Linked DNA regions of Homo sapiens: regions 1 and 2 are each linked to region 3. Evidence: chromatin contacts called from ENCODE Hi-C or POLR2A ChIA-PET data. All regions are on one chromosome and are shown on one strand. Each heading gives the region's core, a stretch centred on a gene start or an enhancer-like site at or near the end of the contact. The rest is flanking DNA. Distances are from core to core; before and after follow the strand shown. Region 1 overlaps TRIM63 (tripartite motif containing 63). Region 2 overlaps PAFAH2 (platelet activating factor acetylhydrolase 2). Region 3 holds the start of MTFR1L (mitochondrial fission regulator 1 like).

The links. Hi-C counts contacts between places; a loop is a spot of excess contacts on that map. ChIA-PET counts read pairs that join two places held with the same protein, here RNA polymerase II (POLR2A). Pooled maps may share reads with other maps.
Region 1: POLR2A ChIA-PET joins it to region 3 with 15 read pairs in activated CD4-positive, alpha-beta T cell. The contact joins the enhancer-like site here to the promoter of MTFR1L in region 3. POLR2A ChIA-PET finds 5 or more read pairs at or near these places in 2 of 52 experiments (H1 and activated CD4-positive, alpha-beta T cell).
Region 2: a pooled map shows a loop between it and region 3 (4-fold over the local background). The contact joins the enhancer-like site here to the promoter of MTFR1L in region 3. A Hi-C loop is called at or near these places in 5 of 50 pooled maps. POLR2A ChIA-PET finds 5 or more read pairs at or near these places in 9 of 52 experiments (B cell, CD4-positive, alpha-beta T cell, MCF 10A and 6 more).

The regions. Positions count from the first base shown.
Region 1 is chr1:26,058,742-26,062,158 of GRCh38, forward strand. It overlaps TRIM63 (tripartite motif containing 63), which reads right to left. Exons shown (of 9, transcript NM_032588.4): 3 at 2,425-2,593; 4 at 1,525-1,620. Among named protein-coding and RNA genes, the nearest start is that of TRIM63, 7.2 kb to the right of the region's middle. Within about 2 kb of position 1,355, at least 3 of the 41 ENCODE cell types and tissues checked have a DNase peak (open chromatin) inside an H3K27ac peak, as active enhancers do.
Region 2 is chr1:25,969,687-25,973,231 of GRCh38, forward strand. It overlaps PAFAH2 (platelet activating factor acetylhydrolase 2), which reads right to left. Exons shown (of 11, transcript NM_000437.4): 10 at 2,872-3,026. Among named protein-coding and RNA genes, the nearest start is that of PAFAH2, 27 kb to the right of the region's middle. Within about 2 kb of position 1,790, at least 5 of the 41 ENCODE cell types and tissues checked have a DNase peak (open chromatin) inside an H3K27ac peak, as active enhancers do; they include B cell and CD4-positive, alpha-beta T cell, where a contact is called at or near this core.
Region 3 is chr1:25,818,355-25,821,658 of GRCh38, forward strand. MTFR1L (mitochondrial fission regulator 1 like) reads left to right here and starts at 1,600. Exons shown (of 7, transcript NM_001099625.2): 1 at 1,600-1,675. It overlaps LOC646471 (a long non-coding RNA gene), which reads right to left. Exons shown (of 1, transcript NR_024498.1): 1 at 1,600-3,304. RefSeq lists enhancers at 1-143, 1,786-1,925, 2,306-2,395 and silencers at 1,386-1,575, 2,026-2,195.

The DNA of each region.
Region 1 (3,417 bases), core at 105-2,604, 240 kb after region 3:
CCCACACTACAGAAGAAGAAACAAAGACTTAACAAGAAGAAAACACTCATCTGGCCTCACAGCTATTTAGTACGCCAGTGATATTTGGAGGATGATGCCTTGAAAAACAGCTAGCCCCTTCTTCCAAAATAGAGGCTCTAGGGTCACATGACACAACATGTTCTTCCTTGTTCCTGCACCCTCCCCCTGTCCCCCAACCTCAGCTGGTCATTGGAGCATCACCTCTTAGACCAATGCAACAGTCACCCAATGTGGGATCTGCCCTGTCTTTCTCTGTTGCCCTTTTTTTTTTTTTTTTTTTGAGATGGAGTCTCGCTCTGTTGCCCCCGCTGGAGTGCAGTGGTGCGATCTTGGCTCACTGCAACCTCCACCTCCCAGGTTCAAGCGATTCTCCTGCCTCAGCCTCCCGAGTAGCTGGGATTATAGATACGCTACCACGCCTGGCTATTTTTTTGTATTTTTAGTAGAGATGGGGTTTCACCATGTTGGCCAGGATGGTCTCGATCTCCTGACCTCATGATCCACCCAGCTTGACCTCCCAAAGTGCTGGGATTATAGGCATGAGCCACTGTGCCCAGCTCTCTGTTGCCTTTTAGCTGTGTTTCCCTTTTAGCTGTGTGACCTTCAACAAATTAACGTTTCCTGGGCCTCCCATATGTCCCAGTTCACACTCTTCCCTCCCTTTCAGGACCAAGACTGGATTCGGGAAGCTCTGCATCATTTGGTCCTAGGAGAGGTGGAAAAACAGCTCCTTTCCTAGCACCCTCCTCAACCGAAGCTCCCTTCTCTCTATGTTCTTTTCTATAAAATGGGTGTGACAATAGCATCTCATCAGACCGGGAGCCTCTCGTGGGTGATCACAATGTTCCCCTCCTTCCTACCCTTCGCCCAACTCTTCATCCACTAGCAATTATGATGACCCCTTCCCCTCATCTCATCTCCAGATCCCTACCCCAAGTGAACATGGAAAATCGTGGAAGCTTTTTTCAGGGATAGAAAAGTTCCCTTCTGCCCTCAACAGTCTCACTACTCAACATGTGGTCTGTGGACCCAGCAGCTTGGGCAAATCCTGGGAACTGGCTAGAAATGCAGCTCTTATGCCTCATTCCAAACCAACTGAATCAAAACCTGAATTTCAACATGATCCCAGCGTAATTTTCACGCACTTCAAAGTTTGGGAAGTGTTGGTCTACAGCACACTGAAGAACTGTGCTCTGAAAACAATTTGTGCTGAATAAATACTGAGAATTATTGATGGGACACTCCCTGAGCTCAGGGACCACGTCTGTCTGGTTCACTCCTCCATCCCCCACATCTTGGGTGGGGCCGGACACACAGCTGTGCTTAAGAAGCATTTGTTGAGAGACTGGATGAATGGATTAGTCCCTCCCCTGCCATCCCTGCTTGACCGCCCCAGGCTCCGGGCCCCAACCTTTAGCCACAACCTATGGGTGAGCCTTCCCCAGAGACCAGGCTGCCCTGGAAAGCTCCAAATCCCCAGGCAGGACTATTCTGTCCGCTCACCTTGGTCACTCGACGGGAATCCTCCAGCTGAGTGATGATGGTCTGCACACGGTCATTCCCCGCCACCAGCATGGAGATACAGTTATTCAGTTCAGTCTAGATGGGGGTGTGGGGGTCAGGAGAGGAGAGACACAAATAGCCTCAGGGCCTACCCACTGGGGCATGGCAGCAACATGGCTTCCTCCCTCCCCTCTCTGCTAGAAAGAGCCTCCAGTAGGGATCTGGCCCCTCTTTCGGGTATAGCTCAGCTCCAGAGTAGAGGATATTAGAAAGATACTGCATCCCTTATTTTACAGGTGAGGCCAACAGCAGGCAAGTGAGCTGCCCAAAACACACAGCAAGGAACTGACAGAGGAGGGGCTTGTTTCTAAGAAAGAAGGGACAAAAAAAGAAATAGAGTTGGAGACGTCTAGAAGAGAGAGACCTAGAGAAGAGTGGGGAGTAGGGAAGAGAGAGTATGGAAAGGGGGTGGCTACGGCTTACTGCACGGACAGGGTGGTGGGCCCTCACAGGCCCAGGGACCCAGGGAGAAGGCTCTAAGCTGCCTCCTGCTGTGGGGGAATGTGAAGTCTTGGAGAAGAGGTGAGAGGCACAGGAAGAGGTGTCTGGGGGATGGAGAAGCCGTGGCCTGAGAGGACCCCAGTGGCCTGGCTGGGGCGTCTGACCGCTCCCCTGTGGCCACACCCAGGTGCTCTCGAGTGGCTCTAAGTATAACCATGAGCTCAGCTGCCTCCCCTAGGAAGGCCAGGGCTGCTGTCCCTGTGGCCTGGGAAGTCCCTCCAGAGAGACTATTCCTGAAAGGCCAGATCAGCAGATCTACAGGGATCAAATCTGCCTCCTGAATCATCAGGCCGTGCCCAGCAGGCCCAGGCTGGGGGTAAAAGTGGCTGGAGACAGTACCTTTTGTCCCTGGAAGACACTCTGCAATGGGGCCACCTCGCAGGCCTTGTGGATCCCAAACACCTTGCACATGGAGCAGGTGGGCACCTCACACGTGAGACAGTAGATGTTGATTTTCTCATCTTCGTGCTCCTTGCACATGGGGTGACTGCCCTTCTGCAGCGGCCGACTGCAGTGGAGAACAGTCACAAGTCATGGGGGTCCTGTGTCCCTGCATCCCCCTCCCCAGCTCCAATGCACCAGTCGCAGCTACTGGGGAGGCTGAGGCAGGAGGATTGCTCAGCCCAGGAATTCGAGGCTGCAGTGTGTCTGTGAATCTCCAGATTTATGCCCTGGGCCCTCAGTGTTTGGCTGCCCTAAAATCTTTCATCTTCTGGGGACCAAGGACTTGGGAAGCCAATGACACCAAATCTGTCCCCACATCCTAAGAGGGAGTTAGCCTGAGGCTCTGCCAGTGCCAAGGACACAGAAAGGGCCATAGAATTCCAGAGTCAGACCTGGAGATGTTTTAGAGAAGAGGAAACTGGGCTCCAGAAAAGTGAATTGACTCGTCCAAGGTCATACAGCAAGTAAGGGCAGAGGAGCCTAGAGTTCAGTTGCTCTAATTATAGTCACCTTAGCTTTGGTTACTGCAGGCTGGGCTCTGAGCTGAGAAATTTATACTGATGGCCTCATTTAATTCTATATTTAATCTACCAGACTGTAACCTCCATCAAGGTAGGGAAACTTGCCTGTTTTCTTCACCCCTGTGCCTACACTGTACAGTGCCTGGCATAGAGGAGGTGGTAATTAAACAAAGGTAGAAAGAATAAATCAATAAGGCTGGGCGCAGTGGCTCACGCCTGTAATCCCAGCACTTTGGGAGGCCGAGGTGGGAGAGTCACCTGAGGTCAGGAGTTCAAGACCAGCTTGACCAATATGATGAAACCCCGTCTCTACTAAAAACTCAAAAAAATTAACCAGGCATGGTGGCATGCACCTGTAATCCCAGCT
Region 2 (3,545 bases), core at 540-3,039, 150 kb after region 3:
GTGCCTCCTACCTCCCATTTCCATGTCTGCTAGCAGGTTTCTAACAGTGAGTATCTTAGCTCAACGGGTATTGCTTTTAAAGGGAGCCCAATCGTGCCATGGTGGGCTTCCCATCATCTTTCATCTTAAGCTTTTATAATGACATGGTGCCTATGAGGGGACAGGGGAAGGGGGCTGAGGACCAGGCAGTCAGGCGCCATTAAAGTCTTGAGACATGGGTCCATTCCCTGCTTGCCAGGTGATAAGAATGATGCCCTAAAATCTCTTATTGACCCTAAGGTCTCCAAACACAGGCTGGAATCAAGGCTCACGATGTGTAAGATGAAACGAACAGGCAGAAATATAAAAATGAAAATTTACTTCCAAAAAGTCAATAAATGCGTAAGACAGATGTGTTTTAAATGCAAACTCAATCCAGGCTGTTTGTTGTGCACTTGTGAGGAATGTGAATGCACTCAGGTCATCCAACTAAAAGGCTAGTGTCCAGAGCACAGAGACGGCCAGGCGCGATGGCTCACACCTGTAATCCCAGCACTTTGGGAGGCCGAGGCAGGTGGATCACTGGAGGTTAGGAGTTCGAGACCAGCCAGGCCAACATGGTGAAACCCTGTCTCTACTAAAAATACAAAAAGTAGCTGGGTGTGGTGGCACATGCCTGTAGTCCCAGCTACTTGGGAGGCTGTGGCAGGAGAACTGCCGGAGAATCGCTTGAACCCAGGAGGTTGAGGTTGCAGTGAGCTGAGATCACACCACTGCACTCCAGCCTGAGAGACAGAGTGAGACTCCGTCTCAAACAAAACAAAACAAAACAAAAAACAGAGCACAGAAGAGACTGTCCAGGATGGCACCGGTCAGACCACATCTAATACATTATAGTCAAGTCAGGGCACCACAGTTTATCTATTTATTTTATTTTTTGGAGACGGTATCACTCTGTTGCCCAGGCTGGAGTGCAATGGCATGATCTTGGCTCACTGCAGTCTTGACCTCCCAGGCTCAAGTGATCCTTCCACCCCAGCCTCCCGAGTAGCTGGGACTATAGGCACATGCCACCATACCTGGCTAATTTTATTTATTTTTTTGCTGAGATGGGGTCTCACTATGTTGCACAGGCTGGTCTCAAACCCGTGGCCTCAAGCAATCCTCCCATCTCAGCCTCCCAAAGTAGCTGGGATTACAGATGTTGAGCTACCACACCCGGCCAGGGCACTACACTTTAGAAGGGGCACCAAAAAACAGCGACTCCAAAGGAAGGGGATAACAAATAGCAACATGGGGAATTGAACCGGGACAGGTGGAGGTACCACGAACATTTAGTTTAATAAACAGAACACTCAGAGAAGACTAGCATAGGTGACTTCAAATATCTAGGGAACTGCCAGGTGCCGTCTGAGGCTTCTATGGGTAGCTCTTGAGGGGTTAACCTGGGCAAGTAGAGGAGGGTTACAAACTAGGAGATCTTGCTCTTAGGTTAGAGTTAAGTCAAACCTTTGAAATTCAGACAAGCCTGGCTCCTTTCTCATGGAAACTGCCCTGCACACAGCACCTGCTGAGGGATCAGAAAGGGACCTCTGATGCAGAGAGCTCAGAGCCTAGCTGGGACGGGGCTACAGTGTGTTCTGGTGGGCAAAGAGGAGCTGATACAATCAAATTGCCTCTCTTGGAAATCTGTTCAAAGAAATCCAAAAAAATATGGCAGTGAGCAGTGGGAGCTGAAGATGAAAGGATGCCGCAAGCTAAAGGGAACACACTCTGAGTGGTTCAAGCCGAGTGAAGTTATGAGGAAGCAGAAATGGAATAAACAGCTGCTATCAGTGAGAGAAAAACCACAGAGCAGAAAAAAAAATGCATAACGGAACAAAGAAAAAGAGATGTCGTGAGAGGAAGACACAGAGAGACTGAACCCATGAGACAGACGGAAAGAAAAGTCAGTCCTGCCAGCCACCCTGATTTCTATAACTGCACTCCCACCCAGTCCAGGTGCACTCTCATAAACAAACTCCCCTTTTTTTCTCAAGCTAAGTTTGTGAACCTCTAGTCTTTGTAACCAATAAAGCTTAATAAGAGGATGCCTCCTCTGGGTGGAAGCTGGACCATGGACCTCTGCAGGCCTCGCCCTTTAGCTGCTCTATGACTGATGACATTATTCATAGTCCTTCCATGCTTTGTTTCTTTAAAACACTTCCATAAATTTAGCCCGTTATCCTCATAAACTCCCCTACAATGCAGATAAGGTGGGCAATAATGAGTCTGGGTAAGGAGAGAGGTGGTGGAGTAGAGAGAGGTGAATACTCCATTTACAGGGAGGAAACCAAGGTTCAGAGAGGTTAAATGACTAGGCCAGGTCATTCTGCAAGTAAGATAGTCAGGATCTCCAAACTTTCAGTTAAGTATTTTTTCTTATTTATTTGTTTAATTATTTATTTAGAAACAAGGTCTTGCTCTGTTGCTCAGACTGGAGTTCAGTGGTGCAATCATGGCTCACTGCAGCCTAGACCTCCTAGGCTTAACTGATCCTCCCACCGTAGCCTCTCGAGTAGCTGGGACTATAGGTGTGTGCCACCACACCCAGCTAATTTTTTTTTTTTTTTGGTAAAGATAGAGTCTCACTATGTTGCTCAGACTGGTCTCGAACTCCTGGCCCCAAGCCATCCTCCCACCTCAACCCACCAAAGTGCTAGGATTACAGGCGTGAGCCACTGCACCTGGACTTGTTTTTTCTGTAATTCTATGTAAGTCTCTCCTTCACTCAGGTTTTCCATTTGCCATAAATCTCCTTCCCAGATCCCAGACATGTCAGAGTTCTCACTCTGCTGCAAGGAAATCTAAGGGACCCCACAGCTGCCCCAAGAGCCCCAGTTTTCTCCTTACCGAGGTGCTTCTGCAGGAAGGCCAACATGGCCCGTACCATAACCTCCTGCCCTTCATAGGGGTCCAGGCTCCCACGGGTTTCAGTGGAGAAGAATTTACCAATCAAGTTGCCAGTCACAAAAGCAAAGTCAGTTTGACTCCGATGAACAGAACCACTAGGGGAAAAGAAAAACAACTGGCAGGGGTCTGGCGGCTAGGGCATACAGATGTGTGTTAGGCACCTACTATGTGCAAGGTGCTTTTCATGTATTATCACACTTTATTTTCACAGCAACCTTGTAAGGGAAGTATTTTCCCCCTTGACAGAATCCAAGGAGAGAAACTATCTGCTTAGGGTCAGGTCATACAAGTAGTTGGGGATGGAGTTAGGATTTGAAGCCAGATGTGCTTGGCTTCAAAGCTGGCTTGACCCGTAGACTACAATGCCTGGCAGTGCAGGGAAAAGGTTGAGCTAGCAGGAGCAGGGACAGGAGCAAGGAGGTGGGATCTGTGGCACGTGGCATTTCTATGTTACTACAATCTATTAGCTGTGGCTTTTGCCTGGTGAATTTCAAACATTCACAAAACAAATGAAGTTATTCTTCAGAACTGTACCACAGAGTGAAGAGGGAAAAGGAATTACTTGCCTTTATTTAAACAATCAGAAAAGTAAGAGTGAGTGCTTTGTAAAAGGG
Region 3 (3,304 bases), core at 350-2,849:
TGACTTGCCCAAAATAAGTTTTACGATAGAACAAGTGGTAGGACTTACTGTTTTGAGAATCTGGTGCTCTCTGTTGAGAGAGATCTGGGAGTTAAAATCATTGTCTTAAAAGCAGAGCCTGAGACAGGCATGAAGTGTTTTTTTGTTTGTTTGTTTTGTTTGTTTGGTGGGGCTGGGGGGGAGTGTACTTCCAGAAAAACCAGTAAAAGAAGGAAGGAAGCAGAAGAGGGAAAGGAAAAATGCTGAGCAGGAACAGTCTCAGCCCAGCCTTGGCCTGACCCACAGTGGAAGAGCTGTGGGGCATAAACCACACTGCAGAGCTGAACTGGCCTTTTGGACCTTTTATCAGTCATTGGCTTGGGAGGTGAAGGAAATTCCCAGGTAGGGAGCTCCGTTCTTCCTGCAAGGGGATCTGAGTGGGACACCAAATCAGCATCTACACCCAGGACAGACAGCCAGCGTGGACTTGCATGATCCGCCATCGCACAGGAGGGAAAGGTAATGATTAAAACACAATGTGCCATCCTGGGAAGAGGGCCAGACCTGGAAGTCAATCTTCAGCGTTTGAGATATGGTGGAGATCAGGGTGGACGACCTCTGAGGTCTCTAGCCAGGACCAGTCACATAATTTGCACAGCCCCGTGCAAAATGAAAACACAAGAACCCCTATTAGAAAATCATTTCAAGACGGCAACAGCAAAGTACTAAACCAAGTACAGGATTCTGAGCATGCGGCCCGTTGTGACTGCATGGGCTGTTCACCCATGAAACCAGCTCTGTCTCTGGCAGAGGGGACTGCAGGCTTTGGAACCAAGGAACTCCAGCCTGGGAGCCAGGCACAGCCCGAGGCTGTGCTGAAGGCAGAGAAGGAAATGTGACCCAGGAACTGCATGCCACAGACCAAGACAGTGAGGGCTGGAGCACAAAGAGGGAGTGGGTTAGTGAGCCTGGAAGGAATGTGGCTCTTCCCACAGAGCCTCTGGAGTCTTGTACATCAAGTACCCATCTAATAAGCAAACTCATTGAATATACCGTGTGTGTGTGTGTGTGTGTGTGTGTGTGTGTGTGTGTGTGTGAGAGAGAGAGAGAGAGGCTAAAATAGAAGAAAGCTGCAAAGTGCTGGAGGGCAGGAGTCAAGAGGAGAAAGAGGCCCATTCTGCGCATTCTTGCTGGAGAGAGGCTTTGCAAAGGGACCTGCCTGGGAACCAAGAACTGGGAAGGGGGCCAGGGTGAGGATTCTGAAGTTTGCCCTAGGGGTAGGAGCATATTTTAGGGGTCGAGCGACACACCCCTGGGCTTCCAGAAGTCGGATGGGGCTAAACGTGGAGAGCAACAAGCAGGGAGACGCGACGAATACCAGGCCGAGGGATCTCCAAACGCAGCCAACTCCTCCCGGGGACACAGACCCCGCGGGGGCACGGTCTCGATGGAGGGGAGTGTGCTCCGCGGTATCGGAGCCTACAGCCGCCAGCGCCTCGCCCACTCGGGGGCCGCGCTCCCCTCGCCACCGAGCTGGACCCGCCTCCTGAGGGTGCGCGGAGGTGCGCCTCGGTGCGCAGCTGCGGAGGATCGCTTCCGGGGGGCGGGTCAGCGGAAGTGAGGGCGGTTGAGGCTGGGCGGCCCAAGGTGGAAGGAGGGGCCGTGAGGTGAGAGAGTCCGGGAGCCCGAGCTTGAGGTGAGAAAGGTTCTAGGGAGGCGCGGAGGCGGGAGCGCGACCTTCCAGCCCGTTAGTAGACTGGGTCTACGTGCCGGGCGCTGTGCGGAGCCCGCAGCTCCTGTTCCCGCGCGAGTTCTCGCGGGAGCCGCAGCTGTCCGTCTCACTTGGCCCGGGGGAAACTGAGTCCCCGAAGGGTAGTTGCTCGTCGGAGTTCCCCAGCAAACAGTGACCAAGCCAGACCTCAGGCTTCTAGTTTCGGCTTCGCTGCTTGACGGGCCGGGCTGCCCCGCCGCGCATTCTGAGACCTGGCCGCGGCTCGGAGGCTTCCGCGCACTCGGGTCCGGGTCCTGTGGGTCCAAGGGCCGCTGGGCAGGCGGCGAGCACTTGGCCGACCTTGGCCCAGGTCGGGTCGTCTGCCGCGGGGGAGGGGCGACTCGCCCTGGCGGGTCCCCGCGGGGAGAGGGTCCGCGCGGGTCTCCGGCCACTGCTGCGCGCGGCAAAGTTTCACTGAGCGCGGCGGCCTCCGTGGGGGCCCCCGGGACCAGGGGTGCTGAGCAGGGCCCTGCGCTGGAGGAGCTCCCGTTCTCCTGAGGGGACGCCTGTCAGCAGACAGCAACTGCAGCCTCCGGAGGGCTGCGGGGCGCAGAGGTGACAAGACCCACCGGTGCTGCCGGCGAACCGGGGGAAGATCTTCTAGCCAGTGACACTTGGGGGCGGGGGTGACAGCTGAGTTGGTGTTCCCCTTCATTCGTTTAGTTCAGCGCGTTGAAGCGCTCACTGTGTCCTAGGCAGACACCGTGCTGTGCGCGGGGATCACAGTTATCTAGTTCCTCTCGCGAGGACTCCGAGGGACAGGCAGGGTGCTGCGGAGCGCACAGGAAAGGACCTGACCCTGTCGCAGGGAAGGAAGGTGATGCTTAAGCTGAGCTCTGAGGAATGATGAAGAATGAGCTCGGCGAAGGGGGTGCTGGTGTTTGATGCAGGGCTCAGAGGTGGGCCCAGTGTTGGGGGTTGAGGGCCAGTGTGGCTGGAGGGCAAGGGGGAGAGCAGGAGGGCTGGCTGCGAAGCGTGCAGGCCTTGGTGCTCAGTGAATGTGGTCTAGAGACGGCAGAGAAAGATGGGTTTGGGACTGATTGTGGATTTTATCCTGTGTTGGCTCTAGTAAGCCAGTTTTAAACGGATGAGCGATGTGATTAACTGTGTTTGGGAAGGATTCCTCTGGCTGTGTGTGAGGGTTAGGCCCGGCTGGGTCTTTGGAGGTAAGGTCGGAGAGGAAGTGGCAGTAAGCACCGTTAGTGCAATTTGTGGCCGACACGGACATTCAGCACAGAGCCTGGCACACAGAGGGACTCTGATAATAAAGGCTTGAACTGAGCCGAGAAGATGGAGCCCACGCAGGAGGTGGCAGGACCTGGACCAGGCTTTGGGTGCTTTGCACTGGCATGACCACTGAGTGACCTTAGACAAGTGCCTTCCCCTGTCCAACTTCCTTTCCCCATGTGTATCGTGAAGTGAATGACACCTCGTCTCCCAAGGGTAGAAGAGGGGACCCTCCACAGGAGGTCTCCAGAAAGAGCTGCTTTGTCAGTCTAGTCTATCTCCCATTCAGAGCCTGTCCAGGGCTCCCCAGTGACCCGGACCTCATGA